Regions from separate parts of the Homo sapiens genome. Here region 2 is linked to region 1. A link is a loop called in an ENCODE intact Hi-C map of the cell type or tissue named here. Cell type or tissue: heart left ventricle. All regions are shown on one strand. Links, peaks and the distances in the headings refer to the core of each region. The heading gives the core; the rest is flanking DNA. Region 1 overlaps KCNIP1 (potassium voltage-gated channel interacting protein 1). Region 2 overlaps KCNIP1 (potassium voltage-gated channel interacting protein 1).

Evidence for each region. A loop is a pair of places that touch in the nucleus more often than their neighbours do. Peaks named below come from ENCODE experiments on the same cell type or tissue, not always from the same donor. Only the 100,000 strongest peaks of a DNase experiment are listed, where the experiment ranks them.
Region 2: a loop joins it to region 1, with 2.2 times the contacts of the local background. A loop is called at or near these places in 22 of 110 quality-filtered maps.

Annotation. Positions count from the first base shown.
Region 1 is chr5:170,628,976-170,637,304 of GRCh38, reverse strand. The region is part of intron 1 of KCNIP1 (potassium voltage-gated channel interacting protein 1); the gene reads right to left. Among named protein-coding and RNA genes, the nearest start is that of KCNIP1-AS1, 48 kb to the left of the region's middle. RefSeq lists enhancers at 451-1,200, 4,016-4,195, 3,970-4,551. In heart left ventricle, for the core only: CTCF peaks have their summits at 3,907, 4,107 (motif pointing right) and 5,298; a DNase peak (open chromatin) is centred at 4,114; H3K4me3 peaks cover 1,421 bases; H3K27ac peaks cover 1,320 bases.
Region 2 is chr5:170,731,481-170,739,809 of GRCh38, reverse strand. KCNIP1 (potassium voltage-gated channel interacting protein 1) reads right to left here. Exons shown (of 8, transcript NM_014592.4): 6 at 6,906-7,010; 7 at 5,912-5,974; 8 at 3,178-4,051. The coding sequence ends at 4,004. Among named protein-coding and RNA genes, the nearest start is that of GABRP, 48 kb to the left of the region's middle. In heart left ventricle, for the core only: no CTCF peak of the experiment used is centred there; no DNase peak of the experiment used is centred there.

The sequences.
Region 1 (8,329 bases), core at 173-8,172:
TTCCCAGTGAGAAAGCCTGGCCAGACACTCGGGGTCTGAGGAGAAGGGGGAGCAGGGGTGGGTAGAGGGTGTCAAGGGCCGTGGTTCTGGGCCTGTGGGACTCTAAGGGGCTGGGAAGTGCTTGGAAAGGACAATCCACCATCCCCCTTGGTTCACATATGCAGGGTACGCCTGGAATCGATGCTGTTGTCATAAAGATGACATTTCTGATGGAAGGCTGCTGATTGGCTGTCTATTTTGAATGCACGCATGCTTTCATTCAGTGGACTCTGACCACCGTCCTGTTGGTGATGGGGATGGGTTGGGGGTGGGGCCAACCCACTGTGGACTTGGAGGTGGATTTTGGATTCAGACAGCCTGGTTTGCAGGCCTGGCTCCACCACTTAGAAGCCATGACCTTGAGGAGGTTGTTTCACACCCCTAAGCCTCTGCTTATCCATCTGCAAATTGGGAATTACAGGACCTGCCTTTATTGGGTGGTCAGTAATGTGGGTAGAGCACTTCGTATGTAGGAGATATTTACAGGAGGTGCTCAGTAAATGCTTGCTCTCACCTCATTTTCTGACCCCCACCTTGAGCCCCCTAAAAGCTGGTTTCTATGCTTGTTTTACACTGGCTTGCTGTGCGATCTTGGGGGAACTATTTGTCTCTTGGGTCCATCCCTCTCCTGAGAAACAGGGATAAGTCCAGGATGGAAAATACCTGCTCAGAGGGCTCGGATCAGGAAGCGTGGCCGTGTCATATTGATTGAGCCATTGATGAGGTCTCTGCATGCAGTAGGTGCTCAATCAATATTCTCCTTGAGGATAGATCACTGCTGCTGGCATGAGAAGGCAGGCCTGGGATAGTGCCTCCTGGTTCCAGCCTCGGGCCCCTCCTCGGCCACCCCCCTGTGATAGAGCACTGACCTTCAGAGCTGTTGGCCCGCCACCCTCTGCCTTCTGCCTCCTGCCTCCACTGTCCCTGTGTGCCTTTCTGCCCCCCTCAGGGCTCAGCTCTGCTCTGCTCTTCTCTTTCGACTCTCATTCCCCTGGTGAACCCATCTAGCGTCACAGCTTTAAACGCTGTCTCTACGCCAATGACGCCACAATTCCTGTCTCTGGCTAGGCTTTCCCCCCAACTCCAGACTCCTATTTCCAGCTGACTTCCTGACATTTCCGCTTCACTGTCTAATACAACAAACTCTCAGAATTAATAAAATGAGACTCCAGATATTTCCTCCCAACTGGTCTGTCTTCCCCAGGTGGGTGTTGAGGGAGTCTCCAAAATGTCACATCGGAGTCACATCTGGGAGAACTTGCCTGTCTCATGCCCATACCCAGCCCACTGGCAAGTCCTGTTGGCTTGACCTTCAAAATATACCCAGGGCCTGGCCACTGCCTGCCACTGCCACCTGCACCTCCCGGCCTGTGTCTGGGCACTGGCAGCCCCTGCCTGGCCTCCTGCCTGTTTTCTCTGCCTGCCATGGTCTAGCCCATCAGCGTGGCCCAGCATCCCTTTTATACATCCAAGGCAGAAGACTGTCCCCTTCCACTCCATACCCTCCAATAGCTCCTAATTTCCTTTCAGAATAAAAACAGAGCCTTGCAAAGATACTTATCTTGGCTGGAGACAAAACCTGAAACAAGACAGAAACTGGACCTGCCCCCTTGTCCCTTACAGTGCAGGGAGGCTGATAGAGACAGCAGTGATAAACCTTTAGCAATAAATGAAAGTTTAACTAAGCTATACTAACTCTAGGGTTAGTATACAGCTACATGCACAGGGCTTCAGGTTGTGATGTAAACAGGAAATAAACAGCAACATGCACAGGGCTTCAGGTTGTGATGGTTCTGTGATGACTGCTGACTTGGGTGGAGAGCTACCTTGGACAGGGGAGTGAGGGAAGGCATCTCTGAGGGGGTAACATGTAAGATAACAAAGAGATTCAGAACTGAAAGAGACTCTTAGAACATCTACTTTAAAAGGTCTTCTTGGCCGGGCGTGATGGCTCACTCCTGTAATCTCAACACTTTGGGAGGCCGAGGCAGGCAGATCACTTGAGGTCAGGTGTTTGAGACAAGCCTGGCCAACAAGATGAAACCCCGTCTCTACTAAAAATACAAAAATTAGCTGGGTGTGGTGGTGGGTGCCTGTAATTTCAGCTAGTCAGGAGGTTGAGGCACAAGAATTGCCTTAGCCCGGAAGGCGGAGATTGCGGTGAGTGGAGATCGCACCACTGCCCTCCAGCCTGGGTGACAAAGCGAGTCTCTGTCTCAAAAATAAATAAATAAATAATAAATAAAAGATTTTCTTATTACATTTATATATGGAAGCAAGAGAAGCCCAGAGAGGTGAAGTGACCTGGCTGAGGCCACACAGCATATTACTTACAGAGCTGGAATTCCAGGCAGTCCTCTTGACAATCTAGTTTGTGATTTAAGGGTTGCCAGCCTGGAGCTGCAATTCCTAACAGCAATGCCTGGGAATGCTATGAGCTATTAATCTCCTCTTACATATAAACAAATTGCAAAATGTATCATATTAATGATGACCTTTCTCTTTTTGGCTTTCAGGACACATCTGCCTGGCCTTCCTCTTGCTTCAGTGGTTTCCCATCCCAGTCTTTGCTGGTCCTTCCTAATCTGCCAACCTCTTACCATTGAAGAGCCTGGGGCTCGGGACTCAATGCTCTTTTCTTCCCTCTTTACACACACACACTCCCTGGGAGAGCTCATGTCGTTTTGTGGATTTCCGTGCCAATGACTCCAAAATTCTATCTCTTGCCAGGATCTCTCTTTTGAATGCCAGCCTCAAACATCCAGTTGCCTACTTTGGTGCTACTCGAAGTGTGGTTCTCAGTCTGGCAGCATTGGCATCACTTGGGAAGCTGTTGGAAATGTAGAACCTTGGGCCCCATGTTGGGCCTATTGAATCATTTTGGGCCTATTGCAACTCAGGGGTGCAGGGGTGGGCGTGGCACCCATCCATCCGGTTTAACAAGCTCTCCAGGGGACTGAATGGATGCTGGAGTTTAGGAAGCATTTTATTCCTTGCCCTCTCCACTTAGATATCTCCCAGCCATCTCAAACTTAACAAGTCCGAACATAAGTTCCCGATATTTCCTCACTCTACCAGCCTTCTCCATCTAAGTTAGTGGTGACTCCATCTGGTTATCTGCTCAGACCAATAACCCTGCTCAGACCAATAACCCTGCAGTCATTCCGGAGTCTCTGTCTCACCTCAACTTTGGTCTGTCAACAAATCCCGCTGGCTCCATTTTCACAACACCCGCAGAACCACATCCCTCTCACCACTGGCACTGCCACTAACCTGGCCAGAGCCGCAGCATCTCCCACTAGATTCTTGTAGAAGCCTCTTGGGCGCTTTTCACACTCTGCCCTTGGCCCTGACAGTCTACCCCAGCACAGCAGCCAGAGGGATTAAAATGTCATCAGCTCTTGTTTCTGCCCCAAGCTCTCCAATGGCTCTCCTTCTCGTGCAGCATAAAAGCCACAACCCTTATCCAGACGCACAGCCACACCCCGCCCCGCCCCATCCCCCCTCCGCCCCGCCCCCCGCCCCCCCCTCCGTCCCCCCCTCCGCCCCCCCGCCCCCTCGCCCCCTCCTCCGCCCCGCCCCCTCCTTCCGCCCACCGCCATCTCTCTGACCTCTCCTCTCCTCTTAGTTCTCTGTCCCTGGCCTTTTAGCTCATTCTGAAACATTCCTGGAACACATCCAGGCACATTCCTCTGCACTGGCTGATTCTTCATTTTCCATCCTGGAAAGCCTCTGCGTTTCTTTTGCCTCCTGCTTGGGTCTGCCATAGGCCTCTGCACTGGCTGATTCTTCTTCCTGAAAAGCTCTCCTCCCAGACATCTGCATATCCAGTCCCCAACTTCAGGTCTTACTCCAAGCCACTTCTCAGTGAGGCCCCCTGACTACCTCAGTCACTTAATTTTTAAAATTTGCTCCTATGACTAGCTGCCCTGCTCATTTTCCTCATCTTCTGTGTTGTCCATGTGTTTGGTAGAATGTCCGCTCTCGCTCTCGCGGTCCCCTCCTCCCCTGACCAGCGTCCTCCTCCCACTTCGGAGGGTCCCGCTCCGCCTGTCTTACCTCTTCTGGACGCCAGGTGGCGCCCCACACCGCCCAAGCCCCTGGCCGCCTCCATCCTTGCTGGAGAGACCCCGAGAATGCCTGGGGAAGGCGTGACCCTCGCAACCCCCTTCCCTCTGCTCTCCCCCTGCTCAAAGGAGGATGTCCTTTCTGACCACCAAAGCGGATGTTTCCTCTGAGACCCAGGAATTCACAATTATTCCTCGGGGAGAAGGGAGGGAAATGGCCTCTTCCAGGTTCAACCCGTGCTCAAGCCCCAACCCACCCCCACGCGAGGGAACGCTGTGCAGGACCTGCTGCCTGCTGGGTGCGTGCTGGGTGCTTTTACATGGTTGTCCCATGGAACCCTCAGCACAGCATTAGCGTTCCCACTTACAGATGAAGAAACTCAGGTTCAGAGAGGCCAGGTTGCTTGCCTGAGGTCACACAGCTGGTTAAGTGCAGAACTGGGATTCTAGCCTGACTCAGAGCCAGGGCTCTTCCACTTATTAAATGTCCCCCCAGAGAAGGCACAGCAGGAGGCTGGCCCATCTTTGGGCATCACATTTTAGGAATCGAGGAAGGGAGCTGACACTGGTTTGTGCTGGTCTCTTTCATTTACCGCCCACATCCCTGGCGGTAAGAATGTGCAAACGGCCCAGAGAGGTTGTGGTGCTTGCCCAGGGCCACGCAGCAGAGCCGCGCTGCTCCTCCTCATCTCCCGCCTCTGTTGGTTCGCCCTGGCCTAGGGAGGCAGAGTGCTCTGCAGCCCCTGCCAAAGGAGGCTGCTTCTCTGCAAAGGATTCTTCAAAAGCCTTGCAAGGAAGCGCCAGGGGGCAGTGGTGAAGGCTGGAGGAGAATCTTCTGGGGGAAAAAGATACAAGATTTGAGGCGAGAATCCTAATTACAGGAAGACTAATAGCCTGTCAATCCACGTGGCGTTGGTGGGACAGGGCTTGATTCCAGGGGCATCTGGGGTTTTCTGAGGGTCTCTCTTGCTCGCTCGCCTGGGTATTCATTTTCCCTCGCCTCTTGGAGGCAGAAGCAAAGGCTCCGAGAGCCTTGATTCAGATGCGTGTTTTTCTGCTCCCCAACTCCAGCTGAGCCTGGCCTGGGGACTGGGCAGGAGGACAGAGGACAGGCACGAAGGTCCTCTGTGGCCGGCGAGGACTCAGAGCTGAGCGGCCTCAAGCGTGGGCCCCTTTAGCTCCCCCTGTCTGTGGCAAATCGTCCTGGACACCAAAGACAGCCGGGAAGGGGAGGTCCACCCCTGACCAGTTGGGAATGTCCCTGTGAAGGGGCGGGATTTGGACCTATGGCTTGCTGTCATGAAGGCAGCTGCCAGTATGTGCCAGTGCACATACCATCTGGGGCTGTTGTCGGCGCTACTCTTTCCCCTGGTCAGGACTGGCCCAGGTCTCTAGTGGGGGCAGCACGTGGCCTTGGGGAGCCCAGAGGCCCCTGGGAGAGAAGCCCTAGGGGACCTGGGAGTCTCAGCTCCAGTGGATGGCATCTGGAGGGGAGGAGATTTGAGGGGTTGTGCCCCCATCACAAAGAGACTTTCCTGGCATCCATTCATGATGAGCAATGACAAATACATAAGCCAGCAGTCTGGGGCCTGGTGGCTCTGTGCTGTGGAAGACAGCTTCCCTTCTGTGCAGGAGACAATTCTGTGTGTTTCTAAAATTCCATTCGGGAAAGCCCCTGCGTTTCTTTTGCCTCCTGCTCTCCTGCTTGGGTCTGGAGCTGCTTTCAAAAAGCGTTTGAAATGGAGAATGGCAGAGTCCAGTCACCAGTGCTCAGAATTGCTCTTGGTTCCTGAAGCCCCTTCCTGGGGCAGTGGTACCATGTGTGTGGACAGCAGCTGCACCCTCAGCCTTTCCTGAGCACCTACTATGTGCCAGGCATGGTGCTTGGGCTCTCACACACATTCTTTGGTTTTCTGCCCACAGCTGTCCTGGGAGGTAGGAATTCTAACACCCATTTCACAGATGACATAACTACCTATCTAGGGGGCTGGGCAGTTAGGACAACAGCCCCTACACACTGGAAGTTCTCTCTCTTGTACCAGGCAATTTCGCAGCCATTGTTTTGTGAAGCTGAGTGATTGTCCCCATTCATAGAGGAGGGAACAGAAGCTCAGAGAAGGAAGTCATCTGGTTGGAGTCACCTGACCAAGTTCACACACTGAGTCATTGACAATCTGTACTCAAGCCTCGTACCCTTATTCCTAACCTAGTGTTCCCTCCACTGTCCCGTGCTGACAGCTGTTATCAGTTGCTTATGCCCTGGTGTGACTGGGGAAGGAGGTAGCTTTGGAGATGCTCTTATCTGCACGCTGCACTCATCAGAAAGTCTCCCTCTGAGCCTCAGTTTCTGGACCTGGAAGATAGGGGTGATGCTGTACTCTGGAATTAGACCTTCAAGACACAGTCATGCAATCTGTTTCTTTCCTCCCATTCCTCCCCACCAGGCATTTCCCTGTGGATGGAGAGGCTGTGATTGCTCCCTTGGGGTACAATTGTTTACCAGTAGATTCCCTGACCCCTGGTCTTGATGTTCTCACCTGTGCTGTGCCCATTCACATCCTCTGCCTAGAGTACCCTTTCTCTTTCCCAGGATCCTCTCTCTCCTTTGTTTTGAAACATACAGTGGCTCCAAGTTAGGCAGTAAGGCCCTTTCATCTGCCCTCCCCCAAGTCCTGATGGACGCCTCTGGGCTCCAGCGACATAACGACACACTCGACCCCCTACTCATCTGTACGTCCCAGCCCAAATGCTGCCTTTTTGGAGAGTCTTCCCTGGTTCCCTGGCCCACCCTGGGCAGAAGTCATTGAGTTCATTGCTCTTGTTCACTGGCACACAGTAGGAACAATGAATGCATGTTGCTGGAGTCGGAGCACTCAGTACATTAAGTCATCGGTGCTGCCCACTTGGCTGCCTAATGCATCCATCCATCCATCCGTCCATTTATTCACTAAGTAAATATTGATTGAGTTTTATAACATATCAGGTCCTGTATCTAACCTTTTTGTCTGACATGGTGGGGAAAGACTGTGCCTAGATCTTCTCTGTATCCCTCGAGTTGGCATCTGGCCCCTCAAAATTGTCAGGGACCTTTTACCTAATAGTCACCAGGGACTCAGTCCTGCTCTTTGCTGGAGGAGCCCAGCTACCCCGGCCCCCACCCCCTCACCCCAGGCCCAGCCTGGTGCAGGGAGACGGGATGGGCAATGTTGCCAACTGTTCAGCACTTGCCTGCCTTGCCCGCCTCAGCCCCAGCCCCATCAAGAGGAACAGGTCCAAGTCCCTGCCTTAGGATGGGCTGGATGGAGTAGGGTTAATTTCCTTCTGCACAATTCACATTGTTTCTAGAGAATCTTGTGTGGTGGTTGCCCTTTTTCAGGTTCAGGGTTAATTCATTTCACTCATATGTCTGGGCATGCATTTGGTGCCCTTACTAGATGCTGCGTGCTGGGGATGTGGTGGGGATGGGTGCTGGTGCCGGGGTTGTGGAGGTGAAGGTGGCCCAGAGAGGAGGGCGTCAGGGCCAGGCCTGAATGCTGATGCCACCCTGCAGGGGGAGGGGGCAGACTTTCTAGGGAGGGACCAGCAAAGGCCCAAGATGGGACCCAGCTCAATCTAACTGAGCACCTGGAGAAAGGACAGTGTGCTGGGGTGGGGTGGGGGACCCAGGCATCCCAGCTAGCACCTCTGGCCTGCCTGAGACCCCTCCTCTCTGCTTCTGCAGGCCTTGGCCCCAGGGCTGGTTGGTTGCTGACCAACTCCATCAGGGCTTGGCTGTCCGGGACCCCTCTAAGGGTGGAGCAGGTCCTGGGGGAGGAGTCCCTTGGCCTGCTGAGTTGCTGTCTTAGCCTATCCGATCATTTACTCTTTCCTTCTAACCTTGACGTAGGACCTTGGCCAGGAGGTCCCTGCATGAACAATGCCCCTGCCCATGGCTCACCTTGTCGGAATCCTCAGGCCCTACCTGCACCCCGTCCCTTACAGCCCCCTACATCTCTGTCTGATGAGGACTGAGAGTCTGTCTCCCAGAGTGGTGAGCTTAGGCAGCTGGGCTAGCATGAGATCGATGCGTATGTCAGGGGCGAAGGAGGGAACAGATGTTTTCTGAACAGCAAATCCATAGATGTGCGAGGTGGGAGTGGAGGGCGGGAGGACAGAATGATTTTGCATTTCAGGGTCAGCCTGTGGCATGATAGATGGAGAGGCTCAGTGGGGCTGACGAGGCA
Region 2 (8,329 bases), core at 268-8,267, 100 kb before region 1:
GTGATGCCAGGCTCTTTAACAACCACTCTTGAAGGAATTAACAGAGTAAGAACTCACTCAGCCCCAAGAGAGGGCCTTCATCTAGTCCTGAGGGACCTGCCCCCATGACCCAAACACCTTATCTTAGGCCCCCTTTCAACATTGGACATAAATGTCAACATGAGGCTTAGAGACTCAAATACCCAAAACATAGCGGGCTGTCATGGACACACTCTGTGATGGTTAGAGTCACAGACAAAAACTCTCGGGTGATTGCACTTGGCAGCAGTTGAGTCTACCTGCAGGGTGATGGTGAGTACCAAGGGGATTGGGCAAAGTGTCCATAGCACCTGCTGCACAGTTGAGTCCCCATCAGCAGGCGTGATGGTGAGAATTTGTTGGATGGTTCAAGAGGAGCAGGATCCCTCCAAGAAGACAAGTGGGAGATGAGGCCAATACGCTCTCATTGCTGCAACGTGTCCTTTCCCTGCTCTTCATTAGGACAACCATCTCCCTTTCTGTTGTTTATCCATCTGAGGACTACTTTTAAAACTTCCATCCACAATGAATTCTCTCTGAATATCTAAGCTGCTGATTTTCCTCTCAGTTTTAAGTGCCCAGGGCTGATGCTGGTGTCTTACTTGTGGTCTGGCTAACACAGGGAGAGGGGTACCAGTACTTCCTCTGCTCTAGAGCAGGGGTTTGCAGCCATAGGTGTGCATTGGAATCACCTGGTGAGCCTTTACAGCATACTGATCCTCAGGGCCTCACCTCCAGATATTCTGATGCAATTCATTTGGGATAAGGCCCAGGCATTTGGCACTTCAAAAACATTCCCCTCCTCTGCTCCCCAGGTGATTCTGACATGCAGCCAGCGGGGAAGGAAGGCAGCCACTGACCTAGATTTTTTTTTTTTTTTTTTTTTTTGAGACAGAGTTTTGCTCTTGTTGCCCGGGCTGGAGTGCAATGGTGTGATCTTGGGTCACCGCAACCTCCACCTCCCGGGTTCAAGCGATTCTCCTGCCTCAGCCTCCCGAGTAGCTGGGATTACAGGCACTCGCCACCACGCCTGGCTAATTTTTGTATTTTTTAGTAGAGATGGGGTTTCTCCACATTGGTCAGGCTGGTCTCGGACTCCCGACTTCAGGTGATCCGCCAGCCTCGGCCTCCCAAAAATTTGGAATTACAGGCATGAGCCACCGTGCCCGGCCTGACCTAGACCTTATATAGGCACCTGACACAGGCACCTGAAAAGGTCAGAGGTATGTCCAGCTTCAGAAGCAGCTTGATCTAGCAGATCAATGATATTATCAAAGGCTCGTTTCTGCTTGCTTTTTTTTTTTTTTCATCTCTCTGCCTTGCCTTATGTGATCTCTGGCTTATTAACCCTCTGATTATTAGATAAACTCTCAGAATTCCTAAATAGTTACTGGCATGTCTTAGGGCTATGTGCGCTCTCATTCATGTCTGGTGAGGGAGAACATCTTTGTCTCATCATTCCCAGCACTAGTTTGGAGATTCATGCTGTTTGAACCAGCGTGGGTCTCAAGCCTATCCCTGAATTGATCCTTGTGGCCAGGGGGATGGCTCAGACCACGCGCTTCATTCGCAGCTCTAGATGTGTCAGTTCTCCACCTTAGCCCTGTGTGCCCAGTACACCCACCTGGGTGGCCTCTAAAGAATTCTGAGGCCCAGGTCCCACCTTCAGGGATGTTCCTTCAGTTGGTCTGCTGTGGCATCCAGATGTTCACATTTTTCAAAGTTCCCAGGTGATTCTGATGTGCAGCCAGGGCAGGGAACACTGGCCTAGACATCATAAAGCCTCAAGATGCAGGTTAGGACCCCATATGGGAAGAGTCTCTAGGACAGATCCTCTCTTGGGCCTAAGTAGATGCTTTGCTGGGGACCAGCCACATGCCCAGAAGCCTTAGGGAACCACATGGCTACATGCAGGAAGCCCAGAGGAACAGGTCTGAACTATCCAACAAATTCTCATCATCACACTTACAATTTCCAACCATAAGAGGCAGCAGCCAATGGCCATCTGAGTGGGATGTGTCATGAATGCAGGAGATGTTTTTGTGGCCTCCCCCTGCCGGTGACTGTGGCTGCCTGAGATATTCCCCTTCTCTGCATCTGTTTCTCCATCTGTTACACAGACTCAAAGAACACCAATGCCTCTCTGAACTGACTTCAGATGAATGAGATTAGTGGGAAGTATCCTCATCCTTGGGGTGAGGCAAAATCCCCTTGTAGGAAGGGTCTATGATAGAGCGAGAAGAGTTTAGCCTCCCTATGGAGTCCCTATCAGCTGTGCTACCTTACGCAGGTCCCCCTTACCTCTCTGAGCTTCAGCAACCTCATCAGTACAACCAGGACTCTACCATCTGGAATGCTCCACATGAGCATGAAATAAGATAATGTATATAAAGCCCCTAGTGCAGCACCTGGCACAAAATAGGGTTTCAGTAAATTGTTTTCCTTCCAAGAATGCTACTGTTAGCTTTTAGTCTTTCAAATGTGATGTCAAATGGGGAAACTAAGACCCACAGTGTTCAACATGAGTAATCATTTGCTGGTTATAGGCTGAAGCCGCTTGATGGTCCTCTAGAGCCTAAAATCTCTCAGCAGGAGGCCCCGTCATCCTCTTTATCTCTGCACTCCCACTCACACCACAGGGGCTCCAGGCTTTCCATATCAGAGGGTCTTAGAAGTGGCAATCTTGTTGGAAGCAAAGTGTTGTGAAGGGTCTTGTCTCGAAGTTGCATTTGCATTTGGTCACAGTATTTGCATTTGGATTGGATGTTTGCTGGGGAAGGCTTGGGGGCTGGGGAGGATGAAGTCATTGCCTGGCACAGGCCTGGCACAACGTAAGTACAGTTGACCCTCCAACAACATGAGTTTAAACTTATTGGGTCCACTTACATGCAGATTGTTTTCAACCAAAAGTGATAGAAAATGCAGTATTTATAGGATGTGAAACCTGCATATATGGAGGCCAAATTTTCTGAAAACACGAGTCCCTCAGGGCTAGCTGTGGGACTTGAGTATCTGCAGATTTTGGTATGGAGAGTCCTGGGACTGATCCTTCACACATATGGAGGGACAACTGCACTAATAATTGGGTGTCAAATGAATGGACTAGCCTTCCCTTTTCACAGCTTACCTCTCTTACCTAACGGAGTCATGAAGAAGTGATTGAGAGTGTAAGAAATAGTTCTGTTTATTGGTTAGAACATGGTATAAAATTACAGCAATTTGCAGGCATTCTGGACTTCTTGGGAGGGACATGCAGCGCTGGGCTCAAGCAGGGGATGTGGTGGAGATATGGACCACTGGGCAATGGCTCCCTTCCTGGACATATTAAAGGACTTGTACTACCAGCACAAATGCCAGTGTGAGAGAATTATTGGTCCTCGTTTCTGGAAACAAATGACATGGGCAGTTTGGGTCATCAGACAATATCATGCTTAATAATTCAGTCCTATCCCACATATGTTAGGTGCTGGCTCTCCCAATCTGGTCATGACAGATCCTAATTGTTCTGGATAACTCTCATTCTTCCCACCAAAGGAAGAGAAACAGGCACATTGGTTTGGGAGGCCATCAGAGATGGTGTGCATCTGGCTCAGGTCCTCTTGCTTCCAGATTCACCAAGGTCTGCCTGACTTGGAGGCAGTGGGCTGGGGGCACGTAAGCAGCATATTTTGTGCACTACTGTTTAAGCTTAAGCAGAGGGACCTTCCATAGGGCAGCAGTGTGAGGAGATGAGCATGCTTCCAAAACAAACTCAAATTTCATCTTGTCTCTCTCAAGAAGAAGAAAGAGGAAGAGTTGGCAATCAGAGACTGAGCCACATGATGCTGGGTTCCATAGAAAGTCTTCAGCAGAGAATTCTTCCAAAGTGTAAAAGGTGTTTCTGTCCCAAGAGTTGGTGTGTAAAATCAGAACAAGGGCAGATCAGGGTGTTAAGGTGGTTGTTTAGTACAATGTCTCTGAGAGCTGAATGGCTGAGTGTCACCAGTTACATGACATTTTGAAACAGCTGGAGAGACCTCATGATGTTGTCGTCCTGGGAAAAAAGGAGGGCAAGAGGGTTAGAACTCTGAGTCTCCTCCCTGAGAGCTCTGTAACTCTGGTGAGCAAATGTCAAGCATGGGTTTCCTATATGGAGAAAACTCTACAAGGGTATGAAAAACAAGAAGTAAGGGTGGGGACCTAGAAAGTGATCAGTTCAAAGTAAGAAGCACCACCTGTAGCCTTAAAGAGGAATTCAGAAGAAACAAATCATCTAGTAAAATAGTGAGTTGCTTCTTTTAAGAAGCTCTGAACAATTACATCCACTGAAATGATTATATTTTTTCTCTTTTTATTCTATTAATGTGATTAATTACACTGACCAATTATTGAATGTTAAACCAACCTTGCATTCCTGGAATACTGCTTTAGATCCTACAAATTTTGATAAGTCATATTTTTATTTTATTTTTATTCGAGATATTTTCTTCTCTGAACCATGAATTAGAAGTGTATTGCTTAATACCGAACATTTGAGGATTTTTCTACATTCAATACTATACCTCAGAGAAGAAATAATAGAAAAATGTAAAATACAGAACATGCAATAGAGACATACAGTAAGAAAACCCCCCAAAGCGCTCTCTTTCAAAAAAATCAATAAAGTAGATAAATGCTTATTAAGACTGCTTTTCAAATTATCAATATCAGAAATGAAAAGGTTAATGTCAGTATAGGCTTATTTGGCTCATTATTCTGGCAGCTGGAAAGTTCAGCTGGGCATCTGCATCTGGTGAGGGTTTCAGGCTGCTTCCACTCACAGTGGAATGTGAAGGGAAGCTGGGTGTGCAGAGATCCCATGGTGGGAGAGGAATCAAGGTTGGAGGTGGGGAAGGTGCCAGGCTGTTTTACAACCAGCTCTCAAGGGAATTAACAGTGAGAACTCACCCCCAAGGGGGTCAGTGTTCATTCCATTCTAGTTGTTAAATATCTTGGATATCACCCTGCACATAGGACATCTACATAACAGGGTGGCTGTGATGTTTATGTATGTGCTTGAAACTTGATGGGGGCTCAGTATCTGCTAGGAACTTCTCCCCGGCTTTCTTACATTTGCTATTCTTCTTGGCTGGAGCTCAGAGTAACTCTGAACATTTCTAAAATAATGTGGGGGTACAAATGGATTTCTCAAAAGTAGATGAAGCAATTATTTCCAGTTCAGTCTCTGGTGGACTCTGGGGCTGGTCTATTGGTTAGACTTAATGAAAGTTGTGTTCCCAGGATCAGCATCACCAGTGTGACTGGGGAGAATGTGAGAAAAGTAACATCTCAGGCCCTACCCCAGACCTATGGAATTAGAATCTGCATTTTAACAAAATCATCAAGGATATTGTTTCACACATTAAAGTGTTAGAAGCATTGGTCCAGGACATTTGTGTTAAAGTGACCCAGATCTAGAGTCTCTGGGATTGAGGCCTGGAAATATGCATTTTCAGAATCATTCCAGGCAATTTTTATGCACACTGTGGTTTGAGAATCACACAATTGTAGGTTTTTTTCCCCCCAGCTGCTTCCTTGTAGTCTGGGAAATGGGTCATCAAGCCAGAGGCAGGCTAAAAAATAATGGTGTTGCCCTCTCGGGAAGTCTATTTTCACAGAGACCCCCTCTGAGTTTTCACATGCCCCCAGACCCCTACTTAGGCTCTCTGTTCAGTCTTGTGCTTAGCCAAGACCAACTGCAGGTCAGGTTGAGGAGTGGAACTGTGGACTTCACAGTTGTTGCTGGTGTTGTTGGCTCTGATGGGAGGGGTTGCAGGTATGTGCAGGTTTCTCATCACCTTCCTTCTGCAGGTCCCCAGGCCCCAGGTTTCCTTTCCCAGATGTAGAGTTATTGTGCCCTGAGATCTCTCCTTACCTCCTGACATGATTCAAGAAATTCATCTAAAGTTACGATGCCATCTTTATTTTTGTCCATTTTCTGAAAGACATAACAGAAAGCACTTTACAGAATCTGGTGATCTCCATTCCAAAGCTTACTCCCCTGCTTTCTTGCTGGAGCTCAGAGTAACGAGCTGGAGCTCATTTCATTCATTTCATTAACCAACTTTGCCCTGAGAATGAGAGTTGTCTTTCACTGGCCAGACAACTCCAATTAGGTCCTGATTACAACACTTTGAGCCCCATGAGCTTCCTTAAATCAAAAGACTTGCTCTGGACACTCATCACCTCACTGCTGGCTTATTCTGCTTCTTCTGTAGACTCCCTGCTACCCTGTCCATCTGGCAGAACACTGGGCAAAAGAGGTTCTGATTCTGGCCTGTTACTTGCTGTACAAACTTGCACAAGGCCAGAGAGGACTCTCTTTTCCCATCTGCAAAGTGGGAGGTTGAACTAGAGTGAACTCTTGATATTCTCTGATACTCCACCGCTAGATTAATTTTTTCCTAAAATGCCCCAATGATTATACCACTCCCTTAGTCAAGGATCAGCACTAGCTGCCCATCCTGTACCAGAGCAAGGCCAAACTCTTCCATTTAAAGGTCTCATAATCTGGCCCTATCCTAGTTTCCAATCTTATTTCCCCTTACTTCCCAGACACAAATGCTTAACACCTCCACAGTTGTAATTAATGAAGTCTTTCGTGTTTACCCTGATCCCCAAATTTTTATGGATTTAGAGTTCATACTATACCACTAGCGTTTAATAATATACTTTCTTGTTCTCTTCTGTCATGTACACTTGCAGCTTAAGGAGATCATCTGTTTCTTGAGGACAATGTATCTTATAATTCTTTTCTGTTACCAACCATGCTTAGTACAGGGTTGGACACAAATCATTTGCTCAGATGCTCGTGGGTTGACTTGATCTAGGCTGGGCTTACAGCTCATGTGCAGGGTGTGTGCACTTACCTGGAAGAAGACGTCCACATGCTGCCTTGGAGTGTCCTCTTTGAGCACAGGATATGTGTATTTCCCCATCATGTCATAGATGGCTTTGACAATGTCCATCATCTCCTGGAGCAGGGACATAAAAGCACACAGTGTGGAAACCATGAGGTCAAGCTCTTCCTAGGTGACAGAGTTTGGGGCTCCTTGTGCCCCTTGGCAATGAAAGTGATTAAAAGGTGAGGTCCTTCTTTAGCAGGTGATAGGGAGTTAGAAGCAAGCAGAAGGGGATATATTGTGGGAGCCCTTCTTAGAGAGGAGATGGTAGACAATTCCTAAATCCCTCAGAAGCTCATGGGTAGGTTACCTTGTTATGGGCATTGTCTTCAGTGGGGGGTGATTTGTGGGATCCCCATTCACAGGCTTGAGGCAAATAAAATACTATTCTGAATTTTTAAAAAGTTAATGTTCTAGCCTAGAGATTTAAAAATCCCCATAGTTTCTGCCACTGTTTTCAGTTAAGAAAAATGAACCAACAGCCAAGATTATCCACAGGGCACATGAGGCCAATAGTTCCACAGACTGAGGCCCTTATTAAAAAGATCAGTTCTCAAGTCCACTCCAAACCTATTGAATCAGAGAACCTTAGGACTCGGTCCTGAGAGTTTCCGTGTTTATCAAGGTACATTGGGAACCATTATTCTGACCATTCTGGCCCAACTCAGAATGGGGGTAAAAGAGCATTTGGGATGTTTGACCTGGTTTCTACAGAGACCCAGGGGACAGTCTCATTCCATGTGCTTATTTTATTTTATTTTTTGTTTAATTTTTGCATATTATGAATAATTTTAGACTTACAGAAAATTTACAAAATTAGTACAGAGAGTTCATGCATACCTTTCACTCAGTCTCCTCTAATGTTAACAACTTGCATAACCAGAGCACAATGACCAAACCCAGGAAATTAACATGGCTTCACTATTATTAACTAAACTACAGGGCTTATTCAAATTTTATCAGCTTTTCTTTTTTTTTTTTTTTTTTTTTTTTTTTTTTGAGACGGAGTCTCGCTCTGTGGCCCAGGCTGGAGTGCAGTGGCGGGATCTCAGCTTTTCAACTAATATTTTTTTCCCTTCAATGATTCTACATTGCATTTATTTGTTGTGTCTCCTTAGTCTCTTCTAATCTGTATGAGTTTCTCATTCTTTTTTTCTTTTTTCTTTTTTTTTTTTTTTGAGACAGGTTCTTGCTCTGTCACCCAGGCTGGAGTGCAGTGGCACAATCCCCGTCACTGCAGCCTCGACCTCCCGGGTTCAAGTGATCCTCCCGCCTCAGCCTCTCAAGTAGCTGGGACTACAGGCAAGTGCCACCACACCTGGCTAATTTTTTGTAGAGATGGGGTTTTGCCATGTTGCCCAGGCTGGTCTCAAACTCTTGGACTCAAGTGA